Regions from separate parts of the Mus musculus genome. Here regions 1 and 3 are each linked to region 2. The links are chromatin loops, found by intact Hi-C in ENCODE. Cell type or tissue: left cerebral cortex. All regions are shown on one strand. Links, peaks and the distances in the headings refer to the core of each region. The heading gives the core; the rest is flanking DNA.

What was found. A loop is a pair of places that touch in the nucleus more often than their neighbours do. Peaks named below come from ENCODE experiments on the same cell type or tissue, not always from the same donor. Only the 100,000 strongest peaks of a DNase experiment are listed, where the experiment ranks them.
Region 1: a loop joins it to region 2, with 5 times the contacts of the local background. A loop is called at or near these places in 2 of 42 quality-filtered maps.
Region 3: it touches region 2 in a loop (8-fold over the local background); 4 of 42 quality-filtered maps call a loop at or near these places.

What each region holds. Positions count from the first base shown.
Region 1 is chr4:104,528,255-104,536,159 of GRCm38, forward strand. All of the region lies in intron 5 of Dab1 (disabled 1), which reads left to right. Among named protein-coding and RNA genes, the nearest start is that of C8b, 230 kb to the right of the region's middle. In left cerebral cortex, for the core only: no CTCF peak of the experiment used is centred there; a DNase peak (open chromatin) is centred at 4,816; H3K27ac peaks cover 1,222 bases.
Region 2 is chr4:104,448,084-104,455,988 of GRCm38, forward strand. All of the region lies in intron 4 of Dab1 (disabled 1), which reads left to right. Among named protein-coding and RNA genes, the nearest start is that of C8b, 310 kb to the right of the region's middle. In left cerebral cortex, for the core only: CTCF peaks have their summits at 4,395 and 4,638; a DNase peak (open chromatin) is centred at 4,669; H3K27ac peaks cover 2,393 bases.
Region 3 is chr4:104,362,822-104,370,726 of GRCm38, forward strand. The region is part of intron 4 of Dab1 (disabled 1); the gene reads left to right. Among named protein-coding and RNA genes, the nearest start is that of Gm36661, 340 kb to the left of the region's middle. In left cerebral cortex, for the core only: CTCF peaks have their summits at 4,219 (motif pointing left), 5,822 (motif pointing left) and 6,150; DNase peaks (open chromatin) are centred at 3,880, 4,232, 4,711, 5,043 and 3 more places; H3K4me3 peaks cover 2,618 bases; H3K27ac peaks cover 2,586 bases.

The sequences.
Region 1 (7,905 bases), core at 2,471-6,470, 80 kb after region 2:
AACGCCTTTATAGGCAGTGATGCTGTTGTCATGGGCCCAGGAATTATAGCACTGTGCTTAGTTCTGGCCTTGACATATTGGTTTAGGATCATGTCTCTTCTTTCCCAAACTTTTGCTTCTATCTTCTGTAGAACCAAGCTGAACTCCTCCACCTGGCAGCAAGCCACCCCTTGCTCTGTGAAGGCTAGATGTTTTATATCCTACGTCCAGATCTAATCTGCTATTTATGCTCTAAGAAGAATCCATCTTGGCATTGGTTTAGATTGCTGTATAATATATAAATTTTAGGTTTATTTGGTGTTTGAGACAAAATGCTCCCAGGTGACTTTGTATCTTAGAGAAGCTCTTCTTTTCTCATGGAATTTTTATCTTATGTAAAATGGGAAAACTGGTTTGAAACCTGAAGTCTTTTGGGATCGAGGCTCTGAGCGCATAACTTTGTATTTCCTAAATCACAAAGTGCTGCTATGTGCTGGCTGGTTTATTGTGTTTTCCTTAAAGGGCTCTTGTTTTTCCTCTCCCAGCCCCTCCCTCCTTCCCTTTTATCTAATTTTTCTTTCTGTACTAAAGATGTAGTTATGGCATACAAAGCAAGCTCTCTATCATGGAGGAACATTTAATAGCCCAAAGGTCATTTCTTATAGTTACGGATCTTAGAAAAAAATTATAAGTAGTTTTTGGGTTAACTAGTTAGCATTAAAAGATGGGGTGGGGAGGTGTGATGTTTTGGAAACAAAAGAGACAAAGAAAAAAATTCCCATTGAGCCTGACCTTGGGATGAAAAGGTAACAAACTCCCCTTCATTCCTGTCTCTGCTTGGTTTACCTCTGGGGTATTAAATAAACATCCTGGAAATGGTTTGTGGCTCATTGTAAGGCTTCCTTAGGAAAAGATGAAATGCTTCCCCATGGGAAAAGTGCTTGACTCTTTCAACAGATGGTCTTCTTGCCAACTCTCAAGTGGAAACAGTCCTCTTGTACACCCAGTGATGACAGCCAATAAAAAGGATATCAAAAATGTACCCCCAAGGGAAACTCGGTTTTATCCCCAAGTGACTGGGAGATGAAGAAAATCTCAGCACCATGTTTTCTAGGACAGTAGCCATCAGCCTCCTAGTCTAGAAAAATTTAAACTTAGAGTAAACCTTGGTACCACTTAATTTGTGCACTTACAAGACCCCCCTAGCCAGTGTCTGCCTCAGTAAATAACAGTCAACATTTCTGCCATCAGAGCAAGTCCTTTGGGGTCTACCCTACAACTCAGTTCCCTTAGAATGTATCTTAATGTGCCAGAGCCTTTTAGGTCCTGTGACATCAATGTCTTACTAAAGCTCTGTCCCTTTAATTTGACTCTATATACTCTGGAATAAGTACTGAGTTCTTTAAAATATCAGGACTGACCTTTGTAGACAAGGTAGGCCCTTATGTGTGAGGCCACTATCCTGTTCTTTCGCTAAGGCGTCATTCCCATTGCTATGTTATCACTGTTGCCCTGAACTTGTCAGTTATTAGTCAGGTCCTGACGTTTGACTCTTCCAGATCTTTGCCTACAATGCATCCCTTCCTTTCCCCCTTCTTCCTTAACCAGTCTGTGTGGTCCTTCAAGACCCTGGTGAACGTCTACATGAATGGCTACACTCTTTCCTTGCTCATATGGCTCTCCTGTAGCACTCCTAAGATCTTCCTGTGATCATCTGTTTCTGTTCCTCCTACTTGAATGTGAGCACCTAAGGGCTGACTCTGACTCCATCCCCTCCTTGAACACCCCATGGATAAAACAGAGTGGCAGCTTGCACCAGGACTGAGTCGCTTCTCACAGGAGTAAGGTGGCTGCTTTTTAAACACAGGGCTGAGTGAGCGAGTGAGTGAGTGAGTGAGTGAGTGAGTGAGTGAGTGGCTGGCTAGCTGACTGACTGACTGACTGACTGACTGACTGACTGACTGACTGACTGACCTAGTGACTTGAGTGGTAAACAGCCTCCTCCATAGGCCACATGAAGACTAGAATGCTTGCTAGCCCAAGTCCCCAACCCTGGCATTTCTTTTCAAACCCTGGGGAATCATTATGTCTGTTCAGAACCTATACCTTTGAACTTGTGGTGTTAGCCTAGACACTAGGGCCCCACTCCCTAGCATGAGTTAATCATTCTAAGAATAATGTAGGTCAGGAGATAAGGAGACAAACTGGCTTCTATTTAGACAGATGTTGCTAATAGGCTCTGTGTGTACTCCTAATGAAGTGGGCCATAAATTCCAAGCTCTGCATACTGTGGCAAGGTGGGCCGCTTGCATTGTGATGAGTCTACAGTATTCTGCTAGTTTAGTGTTAAGGGGATTAAAATGCAAGCCATTAAATTGTGCTTACTGTAGCGGCTGTGATTCAAGCATGCATAGGGAACTTGTTTGTTTAAAGTTCCTAGTAGAAGTTTCAGTACTAGGAACTAAGGCAGATCCTGGTTTGGACTCTGCTCTCATTTAATGAGGGCATTGTAACAATTACTCGAGCCTTACATTTGTTGAGCCTTAATTTCCCATTATAAACTCTACTGCATTTATCTCCCACTGGAATCCTCAATATGGAAATGATGCTGTCATTAGAAAAATCTATCTTATCTTTCAGAACCAAAGATAATTTTTTGAGGACCTACAATATTCCAGGCATTAAGCTAGTCTGCCTCATGGGTGTGATGTTAGTAAATCCTCCCATATCTCTCCACGAGGAAATCAATTAGTGCCCACCATTTTTCTTATGATTGAAGCCCAAAGACATTAAGTGCCTTGCACATAAACACCCAGAAGAAAGAATGGAGTTCATAGTCATCCCTGCCCTGCAGCTACTGGTCCAAGGGTGCTCCCACTCATACTGTTGGACATCCCCTATTAGGAAGTATTTCTAAAATGGTTCTGCAGAGGTGCTGTGAATATGATAAATGGTGCTCTAGTTGGCTTAAAAGCAGAACAACTACTTAGTAGCTTCTTTCAACCACATGAAGTCCTTCAACAGATTTATTTAATGGCATGTATCAGTGAGATTTAGTGCATTTGAGAATGCTTGCTATTGCTAGCTCGAACCCGGAGAGGCCATGTTAAATGGACCATGGGTAGCCTGTGAGAATAGCCAGTGGTACCCTCAGCTTACTGTGAGAAGTGGGGACAACAGTCCAGCAATCACAGGAACTGAATTCTGCCAAATCAGTCAGAGCCTGAGAGTGAGTGCTTTTCCAGAGCCTCCAGGCAAGGGCCCAGCATGGCCAACGGCTTGACTTCAGCCCAGTGAGACCCCAATGTTGGGCCCCATTGAGCCTGACTGCACTCCTGACCTTTAGAGTTGTGAATGGTGCATGGGCATTGGTTTAAGCTGATAAGTCTTCAGTGATTTGTTATATGGGCAAAACAAAACTAATACAAATGTGTTGTATTAGTTTGTAGCACACCATAGCCCTGATTGGGCATATCCAACCCCAGACTGCCAAGGACAGCTATGACCACAGCCCAACACAGAACTGTAAACATCTTTACAACATTATGAATTGTGTTTTGTGATTCATCTGCACAATTTTCAAGAAAGAACTTGAAATGGCAATATTGGGTCACAACCCGGTAGGATAATTTTGTGGGAAAAACAAATGAAAGGAAGACTATGAAATACTTGATACACTCTCAGAAGCACTTATAAATTACTTCTTCGTCCTAAGAGATAACTTAGTGTGTAAAGTACTTGCCATGCCTTGACTGTGAGTCTCTAGAACCCACATAAAAAGCTGAAGGTGATGGCACATGCCTGTAATCCCTTAGTTAGGGAGGCAGAGGCAGAAAATAACCATGACCCACTATCCAGATAACTTAGACTATGGGTAAGTCATAAGGCCTAGAGAAAAATAATAGTTACTCACCCTGAGGAACAACACCAGAGGTTGATATCTGACCTCCATACATGTACTTGTTGCACACATACATCAGCACACATGTGTACACACATACACCCGCACACACACACACACATAACTTGATTTTATACATCACACTCATGTGATAAGTAGTAAACTAAGGCTTCAAATGAGTAACTTGCATGCTGAAAGCCATGGAGCTGGTGAAAGTCAAGGAGCAAACACATAAGAAGAGCCGCTTCTTCTGAAGGCTCACGGTCCAGAATCATAAATGTACAGTGGAGCTATCCATGGAACCTCCGAGAATAAAGATTCTTACATTCTGACCTCAGTTGTCAGGATCTAAGACCAGGGTTGGTCCCAGCTAATTATAGTTTAGATGCTTCATGAATGTTTTTTATGGTCCAGCATAGGAATGTATGGTCACTACTGTAGGAATGACGTCCTTGAATCTGGAGTCCTTATAATCACACTTGCATCTGGAGTAGGGCTCCCTTGCCACTTTGCAGATGCTCCCTTGATACATGATACAAGGTATAGCAGTGTTGTAACAGTTGCCTGTTTCTGACGTCCTGAGGATGCTGGGCTAAACTCTTAGCTTCAGTCTCTTTGACCTTGGAGTAGTTTGTGGTGAACCCATTTCCTCATCTCCATCCATCACCTTGTTTTAATGGCTAACAGAGCAAACCCTATAACTACATCAGACACCTTTCAGGGCTTATGAATCAGCTGTTAGCATCCTCTCTCCCCAGTCACCTACAGGCACATAGTTCCTTTCTTTTCTTACTCTGCCGAGGAGCCGTGTTTTCCACCTGACAGCAAAGGGTTTAAAATAAGCTGGTTAAGAATAGGAGCAGAAACAAAGCTGCCTTATGGAGATGGTGAATCCTTCCTGAGTGGGCTGAGCTGTGGGGGACAGGCAGATAAAGACTGAGCATGAAAAGAACATTCGAGCTCAAAGTGGGTTCCCAACCAGGAGTGCTGGCTTTCGGATCATCTTTGCAGTCTCAGGAGTGGGCATGCTTGGTGCCTCTCTTGTTTCCCACTCAGATTTATTTTTAAAAGTTTCCTTTCTCAGAACAGTGCTACTCCTAATATGCCACACAATGAAAACCTTCTTGAAGAAAAAGGAAGGCAAGTGGAATCCCTCGGACACATGGTTGTCTACCAGACATGGGTATGCTAATGATGGTCCCATTCTAAAATATTTATATGGACCCCAGTGTCTTTACAAAGAAATAGCATGAGTCTGTCAAATCAGTTTATGTGGCATCTACTGGAGCTTCTGACAATGGATATGAGAGCTGAGAACTCCCCATTCCCCAAATGCCAAGCCTGTAATACTCTGCCTTCATGGTATCTAATAAATGACAGTGCACATGCTGCTGTTCAAATGGCCGCCATCTGCTGGACTGGATAGGGCTTCTGATTGCAAGGTGGAAGGGAGTCTGCATCCACTAGCTCTTTAGCATCTGGGTCTGTTTCCTCTCTAAAACGAAGAGAATGTGTTTACATTCCCTCCAAGATATATGTAAGCTGTCGGAGCCCAGAGTACATTGAGGATGTCCGTGATCACCTGTCTTGTTCTTCCTGCATGCTTCTTGCTTAGCACAGTGTCCTGCGGGTAGCAACTGTATAGTAAATATTTACTAATAAAGCTTGGCTGAAGTAATGAATTTGGGCTATCCTTGAAGTCTGTAAAGAAACCATTGCATATTATCTGTGTAAGAACAAATGGCCATTGCCTTTGACTGTGCCATACCTGTGTTATTATAGTAGAAATCATAGATTTACTGTCCTTTGGCTCACCAGTCCCCTAGACGTTAGTTTCTTATAGAGCTTTTATGTTATATGAACCTCAAGTATTAGCCAGTCTGGACATCACATTGTCTGAGAAGGCATGTACGACCATGGCCATTGAGCATATAGAGAGAACCCAGAGCCCAGAAGCATACTTCATCCTCAGTTACTCTGTGAAGTGTTATCATGTAGGGATGTTACAATAACACTGTGGAGAAATGGCAAGTCCAAGACCAATAAAACACCCAGCCAGTGAGCCAGCAGCTAAGGCAGAGCTATAGAGACCAAGACCTGATTGACATCTGATATCAGAATGGAGGCTACTGAAATCAGAAGTCACATCTGCTGTTTTTCTTGAATGGCCTTTCTCCTAGAGGGTCTATTTACCTTCCCTTTCTCCAAACAGAACACATGCTGTCTTGGTGGTGGGTCTCAGGCAAGGGAATTCAATTTAGACAAAGTTAGACAAAATTAGAATATTAAACAAAATGGTGTCAACGGCTGGCACTTTGGTTCACCAAGCCATAATGAGTGATACACATCTAGGTCTCAGATTCTGCATTATTAATATGTAGCTGATGAGACACTCATGGTATTGGTGTGGTCATAGTGTCTAGCATATAGTAGGTACATGTTTTCTCTTCTCTTTTTCTAAGATTCACTTACCCCCTGTCTTTGTCTTCGTGCATGCATAATATGTGAGGAAGCCAGAAGAGAGTGTGGATCTCCTGGAACTGTAGTTAAAGACAGTTGTGGCCCACCATATAAGTAGAGGCAATTAAACCCAGGTCTTCTGGGAGATCAGCCAGCGCTCTTAAATGCTACACCATCTCTTCAATTCCTCTGTTCTCCATTTCATTCTTAGTCATTCCTTCAATATGACTTGGATACCAAGTGTGGTTTTTGATATAGGCAGATCCAAACAGAGACAGTCTTGTTTCCCTTGCCGCACAGATGAGTGGAAGCAGCAGCCATTTGGCAGAGAAAAAAATGGCAAGTGACCATATAGTTGGTTACATCTATGCCATGAATACAAATGGGAACTATGAGTTCTAGTCTGTGGGGCAACTATAAGTATGATCTATTCTTCCACAGCATAAGTGTTTTAAGATATCTTAGTTAGCCCAGTTTGGAAGACAAGTGCTCTCTAACATTTTGTGTGATGCTGTATATACCTTTCTTACTGAAAATTGTATTCCTCTGTACTCCAAACAGTCAAAGGATACTCGGGTATAAAGGTTCCAGGCCATGTGAGCATGCATAGTGAGACTCTATGTCAAAAACCAAAAATCAAAAAAAAAAAAAAATCCTTGTGTATGGCAACCGTGAATACATACCTGGAGATCTGTTAAAAAAAATAACAACCTTTCCCTATGGGTCAACCCTCTGTCAAATGACCATAGTACTAATTAACATTCATGACAACTACAAAGAACAGAGGCTGAGCACCTCAAAGTCAGAATGCTCCAAAATGTGGAACTTCTCCGCATGCTCACATGATGGCCTCATGGAAACACTTTGCAAACTGATCTACTGAGTGGCACACAGCTGTCCTGAACATACTGCACAGCATCCTCTTCAGGATACGTGAGTGAAGTGTAGATGGAGCACAGCAAATTCTGTATATGCCCATGGATCTCATTCTCAAGGGGATTCTGCTCCTGCATATATTCTGAAATCCAGTTAAATCCAGACTCTGAAACTCAAGCCTTTCTGGATAAGCAATCTAGGTCTATAGTCATGAACTCACTTTTAATATGCAACGTAAATTTTTCTAAGCATTTACGTTCGCCACCTTAGCTAATACCCCTTGGCTTCTCAAAACAGGCACATTTTGTTGTCCCCATGAGACAGATGAGAGAGCAGGAATGTCAGGGTAAGTAATTCTGAAGAGCCACCAGCTCATGACTGGCAGAAGTGTGAACTTCCAGGTTTGCTTGACTTCAATGTCCATGTTCTTTTATGAGAACATTATGCTGCCTCCAGACATCTCTTTATTTAGAAAAGAAAAATAACGTGATTGAGTTTGTTAACAGCAGATCCAAAATAGAAAGCTGTAAATGCTGCCGGTTCTGTTCTATATAATCACTTAATTTTAATAATCCTATTTCTTTATTAGAATGACAGTCTTTTTTGAAGATCTGCTAAGTACACTTGATATCTCTGTTGTCATTTAATTTAACATCTTTAGCAGCTGTTTTATTTTTGCCAAAGGAATG
Region 2 (7,905 bases), core at 2,359-6,358:
ACATATCAAGTCTGTGGAACTATTTTTCAGTAGGAGTCCCTGGTCGCCACTTACTAGTTGGTTGACCATGACCAGCTAGATGAAAACTTGGTGCCTCTCCTGGACTCTGCTGGACTGGTAGTCCCAGAGTCCACCGAAGCCATTCTCTTCCTGAGTACTTGGTTTTCATTTGACTCCCAAATTTCCATGTTCTGACCTAGAAAACTTGCAAAACCAACCACTTCTCCAAAGTTAGGTGTCTTGAGCTCAGTGCTACCAATAGGGTGGCAGCTGTGGGAAATGTCACCCTGCAGGATGCAACAGCTGTCATGGGTAGCAAACAGCCAGGCAAGGCTAAGAGATGCCTATTTTTAGACCATTAGACTCATTGGTGTGTGACATTCCTCCCTAAAAATATGGCCTGCTAAGGTCCTCAGGGAAGAGCCCTATTAAAAATATCACAGAAAGTTGCTTTTAAGCCACACAGAGGAAGCAGTTTAGTCAAATTCCCATGTTTTATGTGTTGTGTTTTGAAGACAGGTCTCATTCATTACCCCAGACTGGCCTGGGACCCATGGTCTTCCTGCTTCAGCCTACTGAGAGCTAGGATTGCCGGCATGGGCTTTTTTTCCTGACAGGAGATCTCACTCTAGCTCAGCCTGACCTTGAATCTCAGATGAACCCCCTCCGTCAGTCTACTGGAAGCTTTGGTGACAGGCCTGAGGCGCCATCCCTTGAAGCCAGTTTTACCTTCCTATTGTTTCTTTTATAAGTTTTAAATCTCTCTGCCTCAGTGGAAAATTAACTTTGGCAAAGGGGATGATCTGGCCACCCACTCCTCTCCAAGAGGCAGCATTTGAGCCACTGAGGTGCTCCCACGTGAAGTCTTCCCTTCTCATGTTGGTGATGTTCCTGCGCATGCCAGGGTTTGTTTCAGTATTCGAGCATCCTCTCTGCAGCCTGGACATAGGAGGAATGTTCGGACACATGGTACCACTTGTTGAGACCTTTTCAACTGCTTTTCTATCATCGGCCATGGCAGGAGCTAACTGCTTGCAAGTCTTAGAGGAGGTCTGCTGAGGGACCAGCTGCAGCAGGTGTTCACCGTTTTGGAAAGATGCCCAACACTCTAGAAGGGCACCTGGCCACTGCTTTTAGTGCACAGAAAACACCTGGAAGATAATGTCAGCTGTTTCTTTAGGGTCATCCTCCAAGCTGTCTCAAATGGAGTCCCATGACAGGCTTAGTGCCTTCATCAGGACAGGAAGAGAGCTCTTATTCTCCATCATGTGAAGACACAAGGAAGGTGGCCATCTTCATCCATGGAAAGGATCCTTGGGAGGCAGGGCCCCTAACTGTTGGTACTTTGTTTTTGGACTTCCTAGTCCTCAGAAGTGTGACTTGCAGCCACATTCCTAGGGATGGAGATGGGTTCACAGCAATGCATCACCAGGAAATCGTGAATGCAGTGCATGGGCATCATAGGTCGGAGTTGCCCAAGGTAGCACATCCGTGATACAATCTGGGAATGCCAAGACACATGAGGTCTATCCTCAGTCAAGATGTCGTTCACTTGGTCCTCACACCAAATCTTGAGGAGAAAGGTAGCTTCTTTAATAAGTAGAAAAAAGAAAGCTCAGAAACAGAAGCCAAGCTCTAAGGTGCAGGACTAGGTGTTGGTCCTTGTAAGGATTTCTCCTCCCCATCCTTAGACTCACAGAGCAGCCAGACCTTCCCATGGCAGCCTGGACCATGGTCTGAGAATCAGAGATGAGTTGTATGGAACTCAGAAAGGGGAACACAGGTTTTTCCTCTTGCCTGCCTGCCTTCTGCCACCAGGCTTGTACAGGCTGGACCTAGAGGCAGGTGGGTGACTGGACTCCGAGAACCAGCTCCTAGAAGGTGGCTGACAGTGAGGATTGCTGAGTGTGAAGTGTTGGCTCTGAAGGATGACCAGAGGTTAGTGAGCACAGGAAGGGAAGGGCTGCCCTTGGGAGGGACTTGAGTAGGGGAGAGAGGCAGAGCAGGAAGACAGATATGGCCTTGGAGGTGGCTTACCATGGGACAGGGAGGCAGAGAGACTTCGGCTTTTCAATGCATCCTCTTTCTTCCTCTTTGTCCCCTTCTCCAATACAGACCATTAATTGAATGTTTCTTTATAGATCCCAAGACCCACATTACTATTACCTACTTTTGATCCCATACAATGCAGGAGGGGGCGTCTCTTGGTTTTATCGACTGCTTCCACTTCTTTATCTGATTTCACGTAATTAGAAAATAAACAGATAAAATGATACCTTCATTGCTAATGAATGATTCATGCCCTCCCCCACCCCCTTGTCTTTTGTCATAAGAGGAAGCCTAGCAGGTCTGTCTTAAATGAGGATATCTGTAGATGAGAGAAAAATGTGAGCGATTAACTCCAAATTGAGTGGATTGTGAATTCTGAAGAGTCTGAGGGGTCCTCTGTAATAAAGTTTAGATTGGTTCACTTAACGGTTCACCTGGCTCGGGTGGAGCCCACATTCACAGCATATGAATGCTATTGACCTGTTAATTTGAAATGTTCTAATCTGCATAAAAATGGATTGTATTAATTGTTTCACATTAACCAGGTCTGATTGTAATGTCTGATTGAATTAGGCTGAGTTTTTTCTGTCCGCCTCTTCCGCTGTTCCATCCGCTCCACACACACATAACTTCCCCCTCCCTGCCAATCACGAGGACTGGAGGGGCTGCATCGCTCTGATATTGCAGAAACACGCCATGCTTTTACAAATATAAACAGCCATCAGCTCTGTGTGTCTGCACTGCGTGACATGGCTCTCCAGATGGTCCTTGTTTCTGATTACCCCCAGTCACATTTCTCTCCCCAACTGCACTGGTTTACAACCTTTTTCAGAATCTTGATTAATAACGTATACACCTTAAACCAACTCGTGCTTCAAAAAAGCCATGGAATGGAAAAGAAATTGATGCTTTAAAAATGTAGTTCTTAACGATCCTAGCAGCATACAGCCAGATCTGTGGTGGTCTATACCCTGCTAAGTCTTAAGGTTTAAATTCATGGTTGAATTTGATCCTGCTCTGGGAGAGGCTGAATTCTGGGCCCTGGAGATGTGGCTTACGTATATGAAACGCCAGCCACAATGCTAGTCAACACAGAGAGGGAGGCTTTCTGCTGCATAGGGACTCTACTTTAGCTGTGTAGTGGTATCTACAGAGAAGGAGAATGCCTTCCAGAAAGTACTGGTTTTATTTTGTCCCCACCCCCATCATTTCTGGATGCTCAGGCTATGCACTTGTCTCCCATATCTGTCCATGACTCAGATAATCCTAACCTGTGAAGCCTTTCTTCCCTGCATCCATGTGTAAGCCTCTCTGAGTATCTCATCATAGGCCAGAAAGCATTGTATTTATCTTTCTACTTATTTCCGTGAAGTGGGGCAAAGAGTCAGTTATCTATAAGAAGTCAAGGCTTCAGAGAGAAACTTAGGGGGAATCTGGTCCTATTTCTTAGGCCTTGGCTATTCAGCCTGTGATCCAGTGTCACCTGGGAAATGGGGTAGACACAAACAATCTCAGCAGGATCAGAACAGAATGTGAGGGTTAAAAGCCCAAGCAGGGAGGGGCGAGGGGAGGAGGAAAAGAGACACAGAGACACAAGAGACACCTAGACACACGTACACACCTGCAGAGACAGACAGAGACAGACACAGACCCAGACCACAGATGCATACAGAGAGGCAGAAAATAAGTTGGGAAGCACTGGACTAACTAATTTGGCTTTGGAATCACTGGAGGATCTTTATAACCCCTTGGGTTGCCCCTCATAGAGGTGCTAATTCTACTGGTTGGGGGCCCTTTCAAAGCAATCCTGAGGGAGCCTGGTTGAGAGGGCCTCCTGGCAGCTGGCTGAAGTGCCACTATGCCCCTCACACTCATCTTGCTCTATTGTCATTTTCACTTATGTCCCCACTTAAACATTTATGTACTTTTTTTTATCCTGCGACTTTAATAAAACCTCTCTGCATAATCATTCTTGAACGTGAATGGCAATGAGTCGCTGCAGTTGCTTTAACGCCGATTTTGATGATGAAATTGGAACACATTTATGGAAAATCACAATCAATAGTTTGAAGAGCAGAGTCATAGAAATGGCAGAAAAATGATTCAGAAAGTTGTTAGTTGAGTGAGGTAAAAGCTGATGGAATAAATCAGGTGGTTTGCACAGAGATAAGTTAGGCAAGGAGAAGACATAGCTTGATCTCCCTTAATACGAGAGACACTTACAGGTCCCCCTCCCTCTGAGCCCTAGGCTACACAGCTGTGACATTTGTATGGCTACTCTATCACAGTACGATTATCAAATGCATTAATGAAAGTACAGTGTTCATTTAGATCAGGTACTGGACTGCCGTGTCCCCTGTAGGTACTGCACATTGAGGACTTAGTGAGCATCATGGGTAATATAGAAATCACACCATGGGAGGTGGAATGTGTTAGTGTGAATGACTGAAAAAAGAGAGGATGTAGCGAGGACATACATAATTGCTTTTTTTTTTCCCTCAGAATGGTGACCAATGTGTGGAAAGACTGGAGCTGTGCTGTGCTTCGCCACAGGACAGCTCAGAGGCCAGTGGGATTCAGGGAGGCAGGCTTTGGCTGATGTAGGAAAGACTTCGTGCCAGAGAGAGCTGTCCAATAATAGAACCGGCTGCCTGGGGAGATGGGGAGAGCGAGCGAGCTCTCTATCTTTGGAAATGTTCTAGCAGAGCCTGGATAGCCATCTGTTGTGGGTATTGTGGAAAGATTCCTGCATTTGATAGATGAATAGAATTGTGTTGTTGATAATAGTAGTAAATGTGTCTACTATGTGCTCTTTGCAGACACACTGCCGGGTACTTAGTCAGGCAAGTTTGTCTCCCTTGTCACCTTTCACCCAGGAAAGCCATGCTGGGATGGGGGCTGTCACTCCATTTGTGTAGATGAAAAGGATTCAGGGTGAGAGTTTGAACCCTAGGTTTTCTGACTCCAGGGCAATTTGTCCACCAGTTGTGTCTGCTTTTGACAATCTTATCCATTGCAGATTCCACGATGGATTTCATATATATTCGTTTACTGCATTCAAGGTGTCCCGTAGGCAAGCCAGGTAGGTGTAAAAGGCACTGAAGGAGATGAATAGGAAGTTCAGGGAGCTGAGAACAGTGGTCAGGTATCAGAGGGAGACTTGAACATCCTTGGCCATTGGATGAGAGGAACGGAGTTGGGGCTTATTTTTGTGAATGCGGAATATGGCATTGTGAGAAGTTTAGTGAGTTCCTATAAATTGTTTCCTTTTGTATAAGGTAGAGATGGAAACAATTCCTTAAAGGGTTTTGAGATTAAGTGAGATTTCATGCAGAGCATGCTCATAAGTACCTAGGAGCCTTTGATGTAGACAGTGGCCATTGACTTGCTGAGACTCCCAAGGTAGTGATTGTGGAGGCAGGAGACTGTAAACTCTGACTCCTATTTTCGAGGAGGAAGGGGGAAGCTGCTACTGCATATTGGAAGATAGGGCTTTTATTTGTTTGCTTCTTTCTTTGTTTTTGGTGTGTGTGTGTAATGTGTACTGTGTAATACGGAATATGTAGCATGTAGTATCATAAACTGTTTGGTGCATTCACAGTCCTATGTTGATTCACATGTTCCTCTGTGTGTGTGTGTGGTGTGTGTGTGTGTGTGTGTGTGTGTGTGTGTGTGTGTGTGTGTGGTGTGTGTGTGTGTGTGGTGTGTGCACGCACACGTGCGTGTGTAGAAGCCATTGCAGGGTATAGGGAGCCTTCTTCCATTGCTGTGTCCTTGTTCTCTTGATGCAGGGCCGTCCCCTCACTGGTGCTCACTATTTTGCCTAAGTTGATTGGGTAAAGAGCCCTTGAAATCTGCCTGTCTCATGCCCCCAGCTTTTTTTATATGGGTACAAGGGTCTTCCAGTCAGGTCCTTGTGCTTGCAGAACATGTGTTCTTATCCTCTAGGCTGTCTTCCTACTCTCATAAGGTAAGCTTATAGCCTCAGTATAAGGTTCTTTAAATGCCTTATCTTCATGGAAACTGTGTAAGAGCAATGTCGACCCTGGAGTCTTGAAACAGTGCCTGAAGGTATGCATTTGTTCCTGAGCCATATCTGGGTGCCAGTGCCGCCTGGCTGTGTGCCCTCCTGTACCATTCCTTTGTATGCCTCAGTTTGATCAACTGTAAGATGGGAATGCTTGTTTATCTTCCTTAGACCCATTTACGTAATAAGAAGTCGGCTCACTGTTTAAATTCGTATCATTGATAACCATTAGATTCTCTAGCCTAAATTAACACTAGTGCTTTTCCAACTGCTCCTTCAGGATTGATTCTACCTTGTCTATCACACCGAACAGAGTCAGTGTGAAGGAGTTAGGAGGACTGGGCAGGTGGACTCCCTGCCTTTACAGTTCAGTTAGTGCTTACTGTCTCTGTGACTTGGGGCAACTTGAGGTCTCTGCAAGCCTTGGATTCTTTCATATAATGTGGCCATAACGGCAACACCCATTTCATATCCACTTGAGAATAAATGACATACAAGTGTGGTGTATTTACAACAATGCCTAGGAGTCTTCAACAGTAAATTGCCAACAAATGACTCTGTATCTCTATCTTTACTGCATGGATTGATGCTACCTATATAATTCTATGATATATGAGCATTATCTATAGACAGGTTTCTGTCTAAGCAAGCATTGCCTGCATGGCAGGATATAAAGGGGTGGGTTTTTATATAGAGAATTTCTGGTTGTAATTGTGCTGTGGAACGGAAAGAAACCAAGATCTATCAAGGTGAATGAGAATCTTGCAGAGGAATATGTGCTAGTTAATAAGAGACAACGGTTAATCTGGCTAACCGTGACTTGAGGGACACGGACATCTTATTGCTGGTGTTCCCAAGGTCACTGTCGTTGTTTAAAGATGCAGTCAGAGGCTCAGGTTCCTTCTGTTAGCTCCTTGGGTTCTTTCATGGTCTCAGACTAGCTACGACAGATCCGCATCACCCTCATATGTCGTGGAAAACAGAAATAAGCCAAGACACTGGGGACAGTCAGATGGAACTTCCCTTGTTTATTTACTATTTGTTTTAATCAGAGGAGGAAAAAAAAAAAAAAAAGATGATTTCCCAGAAGGGACTCCCGTATAGCACAGCACCTACTCACTTCCTGCTTTTCTCTGTTTGCCAGAACCGGATCGTTTTGCCGCTTCCAGCCAGAAGGGAGGCCAAGAACACAAGTATCTGGCTTCGTTCAGCATCTCTCAGGGAGAGGTGGGCAGGGAGAGGGGGGCGTGTAAGCGGAACAGCTTTCCATGGGTCAGTTACTAAGTGAAAAAATGGCAGCTCATGGCCTCTAGGAGAGGTCACAGGGGCTCACTGATAAGTGGCGGAAGCTGGATTTTCTGGGCGGGGAGAAAAACAGACATTAAGGAGACTTCAGGGGCCTTAAAGAAGCCTCCCACTATAGAGATATCATTTTTTCAGTAACTAATGCAGAGGAAGCACCCGGGTTCCAAATATGGGAACAGGAAAACTGTCATGGAAGAGGCAGCCAATTGCTCTTGCTTGCAGCTGCTGACTCTGACCCTATACACCCTCTTCAGTCCTCAGCTGCTGGGTACCAGTGCATCCTTTTGGGAGCCAGACCATGTGTTAGGGCAGAATAAAGATGCTCATCTCACTAGCTACTCCTGTTCTCCAGGCGAACTGTTTGCAGGGAGAGGGGCAGTGTACACAGTAGTAACAGGTCTAGTAATTAGCAAGAGCCCCGAGGCCTTGCATCACTTCTAAAAGGACAAGGTGATTCAATAAGATCTGTCACTACCCCTGAGAGTTTCCCAGATGGAGAGACAGGTGGGGACCTCCAGTGCTAA
Region 3 (7,905 bases), core at 2,471-6,470, 85 kb before region 2:
CAGAACAATATGGTACTTTCATCAAAATGGATGGATTAGACCGGCAAAGCAAAATAGAGCTAGCATAGAGACAAAGGAACACATACTAAGAATGCACAGGGGAAAGGCTAACACATAGAGCAAATGGTGCTGGGAAAATATTCCCATGAAGAAAGATCAGGGCTGGTGAGATGGCTCAGTGGGTAAGAGCACCCGACTGCTCTTCCGAAGGTCAGGAGTTCAAATCCCAGCAACCACATGGTGGCTCACAACCATCCATAACGAGATCTGGCGCCCTCTTCTGGAGTGTCTGAAGACAGCTTCAGTGTACTTACATATAATAAATAATAAAAAAAAAAAGAAAGATCAAATCAAACTTCTCTTAAACTTTATGTAAAACCAATTCAAACTGGATTAGAACTTAACTATAAGACCCAAACCATAAAAATTTGAGACCAAAACCTCTGGCTAAACATTTTTGATATTTGGTCTTGCCAATGATTTTTTTTAAAAGACAAACAAGTAAACAAACAAACAAATGGACACCAGAGGGAGAGGCGACAAAAGACATTAGCAAAGTGGGCTGCTTCGGATCCAAAAGCCTTTCCGTAGCCTAAGGAACCATCAGTGTCATGGAAAGGGAACGTTGAGGTAAGGGAACAGCTAGAAAGATAAGCGCCTAGTGCCCAAGACATGTAAAGAACTCAAAGGATTCCCTTGCGAGGCGTTACCAGCGTGTCCACTGGATGGTAAAGGATCTGAATAGAGCGGATTTTTCCCCCATAAGGAGACAGGGATAGCAACAGGAATGAGCAAGGTTCCCAGACTTGAATCAAACACACAAGGAGGTAGAATTGCAACCTGCTGCAATGGCTAATACAAAAAGAAAAAAAAAAACTAGATTATAACCATTATTGGTAAAGAAGGAAGTCCATGCCCCATTGACTGCCGGTGGGATTGTGAATTAATCCACCTATTTTGGAAAACACTACAGAGATCCTTCAAAAACCAAAAGTAGAGCTCCCTTCCACGTATGTAAATCTAAGGAATGAACTGATTCTCTCTGGGAAGTGTCTGAATGTCCTTGTTCATTTCAGCAGATTCATAATAAAATCAATGGAATGTCAATCAGTGTTGATCACGGATTAAGAAAAAGTAGCGTGTGTGCTTCTAAAATGGAATATTATTAAGCTTTAAAAAGAAGTGAATCTGCCATTTGTGACAACACAATGCTCAATTGCACTGCGCTACAAGATAAGCCAGGCACAGAAAGACAAGATACAGAGCATGACAGCATATATATATATGTATATATATATATATATATATATATATATATATATATATTCTAAACAAGACAGGGTCACAAGATCAGGGTTGAATGGTAGTGTCCAGGAGTTACAGGGTTAAAAAAATAGAGAGATTCTTGTCAAAGGTGTTAACCTTTGTTATACGTTCTGGAGGTCTGTGTACCACAGGGTGAGTTAGGCACATCTAATAATAATGTACTCTACACTTGACATTTGCTAGGGGCTAGATCTGAAGTGAGCTTATCACACATGTAAAAAAAAATCTACTATGTGAGGCAATAAATATGCTAATTATCTTGATAGTGCTAATCATTTCACAATGTGAACATATGTCAAAACATCACATTGTGCACCTTAAATATACACACGACTTACTTGCCAACTATTCAGCATTGATCTGTAAGAAAAGACTCCCAAACTTAGAGGCCATAACCCACTATCAAAACAGACATGTATTTGAAAACTGCTAGGAATAAACCGGATTTAAATAGTATACAAGTTACAGAAGGCACCGCTCTGTGTTCTTCCCTTTGGGGGAGTGGCTATCACTCACTGAATTTATGGCAGGTAACCACAGGTCTGGTTTCCAATCCTGGGGTCAGTTGTGTTAACTGACCCCGAGTGCCTGTCACAAGGATCACAGGAAGACAGATGACATCAATCACGTGAGGGTGGATGGCATATATTCAGTAGCTTGCCTTTTTTTCCCAATTTGTGTTACTTATGCTATGTCTCTGTCATAAATGGACAGAGCTTTTAACATAGACCTTGATGGACAGAAGAAACCCCGCCAAAATGTGGCGAATCAAAATGAACTACTTGGACGTATTTTGGGAAGAGAACCAATGTCTACTGGGTTGTGCTTCTGCCTGCTACCCCATTTAGGGCTCATTGCAATCTCGTGAGTGAAGTGTTTACCACCAGAGAAGCACAGAGAGATGGCCTGCCAGAGGCAAAGAAGGCCAACAGATTTCCAAGTCCATATTGTAAAGGTTGTATGAGAAATACCTCAAACTACTCAGAATGGATTAAGTAATATATACAGCCTCTGCTATTCTTATTATCTTGCTGCTTCTCAGATTACATGATGAAAGCACATTTATTGATTTTTTTCTTTATGCCATACTTAATACAAATCACATTGGTATTTTCAAAATAACAGCAGTAAAGCCCCACACCTTATCTTTCAGATGAGCTATTTCTTGACATTTAGCTGAGTGGCAAAATATCCCTTTAAATTTGGTTCAGTTTAACCAGGAAGGCCCTGAGGCCCATAGTGGGCAGCTTGTGCCTATACATCATACTTTCTTCCAGGCTGGAGATAGGAACAGCTGTGTCTTGTTGCCCCCATTGGATTTCATGGGAATTTGCCCAGTTTCCACGGTAGACTTTGTCCAACACTGACTAGAGATAGTTTTACGTTCTTATACATTGTATGGCTTGGCAAACTGAGTTTGCCAGTTCCCTCTGGTGTCTGTAGTGGCAAAGTCAGGTGAAGACAGGAGGCAGGAGACAGCTACAGGTCAGACCTCAGACATGAACTCTTAAAAGGCATGTATGTGGATGTTTCAAAGCTGTCCCTAAATCGGGGAAGTTTAGATTTTGTTGTGGTAGAGTCTGTAAAAAGTCAGATTTACTCGAGCTTACCTAAGGTCTGGCATTTACTAGCCTGTAGAAATGACTAACACTCAACTATACTCTCACTTATTTCCTCTGCGAGGTCTAAAATTTCTCTTTTCTTGGTATTGAGTTCAGACTCCAGGGACTTCTCTTTGTAAACAATGGAAGTAAAAATGTTTTCTTGATCACAGCTGAGTCGTTCCAGCCAATCTCAACTTCACACTGGGTGTAGAACCTGGTGCCCAACTCCTCCCACTTTCCAGAACTTTTGTAAAAGTTGGAGAGAAATCCGGTGGAGGTTCCCTGGTCCCACCTTTAGACTGACAGCCACCCAGAGGTAGACAGAAACCATCAAGAATGGAACCTCTCTGCCAAGTTGTGGGAAATTTCTTCCGATCAGCCCTTCTCAGTAGATTTCATCCTGCCTATGACCTCAGGACTTTTTTTTTTTCTTGTCTCTATGTAAATTGCTATCTTTTCAGAGGTGCCTGACAGCCAAGTTTTGCAGGGCCTCCATTTGTACAGAGCTGTTATTATGGGATAAGTGTAATGGCTCGTGAATTTTGTGGAGGAAGGGAGGGTCTCCAGATGACTTTGTACAAACCAGCCACGGACCTACTGACTCCACAAGCAGTGCATTAGGCTAAATATTTTTAGCCCATTGACTCTAGAGGTAATAACCCTAAATGCATCATTAAATTTTCATGGGTGAATAACAGAAGCTACAAGAAAAAATCCCCCTCCCCAAGAAAAGCCCCCAAAACAAGCCACCGCTTTAGCTTTATTATCGCTCAGCTGGAGGGCAGGAGTGTGACCCCTCAAAAGAAGAGTAAACTTAAAGCAAGTATTTGGTTCTCTTCCTTTGCTCTCAGGCACCAGGCTCCCAGAGACAGGCAGTAGGTGATTTTCACACTCCCCCTTCCCACCAAGCTTTCAAGCCTCTGGAGACATGCGTGCCACACTGGCGTTGACAAAGCCGAATCCAATCTCAAGGTGGAAGAATTTCCGACTAATCCAATTATTTTTTGCCACTCGGTGTTCCTGAGATCTTTTTGTAAGGTAGGACCCGAAGAGCCTTCTTCAGCACAACAGGTTCTAATTTACAGGAGGGTCTACTGCCCTGCATTCTAAGAATGGAGTAGGGAAAACAAGTTAACTGGGGCCTGCGTGCCCTCAGGGGCACAGGAGGCTGCCTAGAGCGGATTGAAATAGTGACAAGTGCGGAACAACTTTGCCTGGGAAGCGGCAATAAAAGGCGGGCTGGAGCCGGCCTGGGCGGCTGGGAGAGGACGCCCCCTTCTGCCAAGGGGCTCGGGGCAAGAAGCTCGCGCGGCCTCCGCTTGGCTCTGCGCCCGTCTACTTGTGAGCATAGAGGCTTGGCTAAAAGCAGGCGCTGGAGAATCAGCAGAGTCCTAGAGGGGGCTGCAGCGGCTGCCTAGGAGCGTGGCGGGCTCCCAGCGCAACCCCCAACCCCACCCCCTGCGACGAACCGCAGGGCGGGGACCCCAAGCTCTTCGCTCCGATCGGTCTCTACTCCCGGGATGGGGGGCGAGCGAGGGGGCTGGAGGAGCGCGACCGCGAGCCGCGGCGCCCCCGCTCGCCTGCTCGTTGGCTCTTCCCCTTCGTCGGCGCCGCGGCGACTCCGCTGAGCTGTCGCTCGGAACGCGTTCCGGCGGCGAACAGAGCGCCCTGGCGGGAGAGGGAGCCGGCGAGGAAGGGCTTGGGACGCTCAGTGGCAGGTGAGCGGCGGGGCTGGCGCGGGGCGGGGGCCGCGGGAGGAGGCGGGTCTGCGCACCGCACGGGGGCTGGTCTCCTCCCCCTGCTCTGACGCGCGCCCGTCGCTTCCCGGGGAGGATGGACCCAGCTCGGCGCTCACCCGGGCTTCCCCGGGCTGGAGAGCGCGTTTGAGTGCGGCCGCCCGCAGGGCATGGAGAGCCGTGTCCCGGGCGGCTGCGGCAGCCAAGGAGGATGCTCCGGGGGAGCCGAGGTGAGAGGCGCGGCGGGGGGCACGCGGGGGACCCCGAGTTGAGCGGGCGCAGGTGGCCCGCGGGGACACCCGGCTTCCGCGAGCCCGGGTAGCTCGGCTGGGGCCCGCGAGCCCGGGTACGGAGGAAGGCTTTCGGGGCGCTTCTCTAGGGAGTTTGGCGCGAGGTGCCGTGCACTAGCGAGTGCCGCAGTTTTCTATCATCTCCCACCACTTGCTTGGGAAGCTACCCTGCGTCTCCTTTCCGGTTGGTCCCCACTTCCTTCGTCCTACTTCTGAACACTCGGGATCCTCTCTTTAGGCTTGCCTACCCGAGACCCCCTGTGTTCTCCTGCGGCTCTAGCCACCCAAGGCTGCCTTCTCCCACTCTAGAACCTGCGGAGTTCTCCCTAAGCTTCCTCCCTGTCTTGCTGGTGCTACCCGCGGGTCGGACCTCTTCCCCACTCCGCGGAACCTGCACTTCCCTACATCACAGCAGCGCTTTGGCTCTGCCTCGACCACTCCATTAACTGGACCCATCCCAATCAAGCCAACCCTTTCCGCAGACACCGGCGCTGGACCGAAACCTTTCTTCGGGTCCTGCGACCAGGTGTTCCCCGTCGCGCTCCCTCCACTATTCAGTCCTCAGGCCCTTGGTCACCCGCCACTCCCCTCGCATCCGGCCCTCTTCTACCATAACTCTGTACCCTACTCTCTCGAACGCAAGATAAGGATTTTTCATGCTGGGGAAACTTTGATTCTTTATGGTTAGTCTTGTAAAGGAGCCCTACGATTCAGTCCAAGCCACCAAAGGAGCCTGGAGTCAGGGAGTCCTGATTTAGGGGTAGTTTTGTGTTAAGGCTCCCGGAAGGTACTTGGTGATTCTACAAAGTGTATTTCCACACCCTGCTGGTCACTGCTTCTGCTGTCTGCATCCCGCAGAGTATGCTTGTGACCCCTGGTGGGAGGGTGAGTCTTTACTGCACTTTTAAAGGCGCTTTTTCTTTCTTTCTCTATTTCTTTTGGGGTTGGTGTTAGTGGACTCGGCGGGGTGGGCAGAGAAAGCTGCTTTGCAAACTGGTGCGGCTAGGCTGCCACACGGTCTAGTAGTCCACCCTGCACGCCCTTTCACGTTGGGAACCCGCCCCAACCCCCATCTGCATCACACAAGTCCTCATTGTTGGGGGTCTGCGGGGTATTTCCGCCTGGGCTATGAGAGTGAAGGAATGGTATGGGGGCGGGGAGCCCAGGGCTCTAGGCGACTGTCGGGAGCTGGAGACTTGGAGAGCGCCGCGGCGCGGGCAAGTGCTAGTTCGGAAATGTGTTTCTGAGGCAGGATTCGTGGCCGCGTGGAGGGGCGGAGGGGGGGGGGCGGAGAGGGAGGGGGAAGGGAGGGAGGAGAGAAAGAAAAGAAAGAAAGAAAAAAAAAGAAAGAAAAGAAAGAGAGCTCGGAGTGGAGGAGAGATTGCGGAGGCTGGATCGCCATTCTCTGCTCAGAGGCCTCCTAAAGGATGCCACAATGCCTCCCAGTGCCAAACTCCGGAGGTGAGAGCATCCTTGCCACTGCTTCCCCCTTCTCTGATTTCCTTGTGGAGCTGGCCCATTAGACACACTTTCACAATGTTGATGGTTTTGAATGAAGGCTTTGTGGGGGCTCTACTGACACTTCCCAACACTTAACATGTTTGCAAAGTAATCATATAAATTAAAGGTGGCTTACGTTCAGAACCTTCTAATTATCCAGTTCACGCTTGTACATTCATGTGCCAATTATGGGTCTTCGGGAAATCCATAAAATTATAAACCATCCCACCCCCTGAATTAGCACCCATTGTTTTTTATTATCTCCAAGATGAGCAATTCTGGATGGAATCCTGAGTTGCACAGCGAAAAAGAGAGATGTGCTATGGGGTGAGGTTAGACAAACGCCCCCTTCCCATCTCTTTTCCTCCCTATCTTGACAAGGCTTCGTGGCTCTTCTAGAGACTGAAAGGGATCAAAGATTTTCTTGATTTCCCATTGAGCTGGGCGACCTAATCAAAGCTGTATAAAAGTCAACTTCTAAGCAATCAAATTGTCTGCTGCTGTCCTTGATTGAAACCCTAGCATTCAAATGGAGTATTGAAGAACTCTCAGAAATGGCTTTTGAAGTGCTATTGTTCTTTTCCATACACACGGGCTCTCGTAGAGGTTTAGGAAGTTCAAAATGCAGTGATGTGAAAGCGATGTGACTTTGTAACTATTTGACAACGCAGGATCTGCAGCGGGAGAGAAGAGGCCAACGTGGGGGAAGCGACAACATGTTACTATATTCCTGGGAACTGGGTAGCTCTCAAGTGGGTACATTCTTTTACTCATGAACTTGGCCATTAAATCTAAAAGCAGATTTGGAACGTGATTTTTAGTAGGAGGATCCTATATGTTTCTTATTTGTCATGATTCTTTTTTTGGTGGTAGTTTGCTTATCTGAAACATTTAATCATGTTCAGTGTACTCAACAATAAAATCTGAATAGATTTTAAAATCTGCTTATTGTTGATGAAGCTCAGCTCACAGGCTGTTTTCACAGTATGTCCTGTTTGCAAGGAGCTCCATTGTGTGAGGCTGCAGAGATGAGAGGCTCCATCACTTGCTGGTCCCTCCCCAGAGTCACAGAGGAACCTGATGCTTCAGTCCCCTTTGCCCTCCGAAGTCATTTTATTTTAAGCAGGTGGGCCTTTGGCTTGGTTCACGATCATGTACCCATCTAAACATTGCATTTGGTGGGTTTTTGAGGCTTGGAGCCATGCTGCAGACAGATGAAGAATCTATTCGAGGCAGCACTTCATTTTGATAATTCACTCAAGTCAAACATAAAGCAGAGAAGCAGAGTTGATGCTGTTTAGATGGCACCGGAACAGATAGTACGCATTAAAGGCTGTTGTCAGAAACTTGAAGGGTTGCATAGGACTCACTAAATCTTACAGAGCTCACTAGTGACAAAAGATGTACACATCTTAAGCAATTAAGAATTATTCCTATGACTTCTCACAA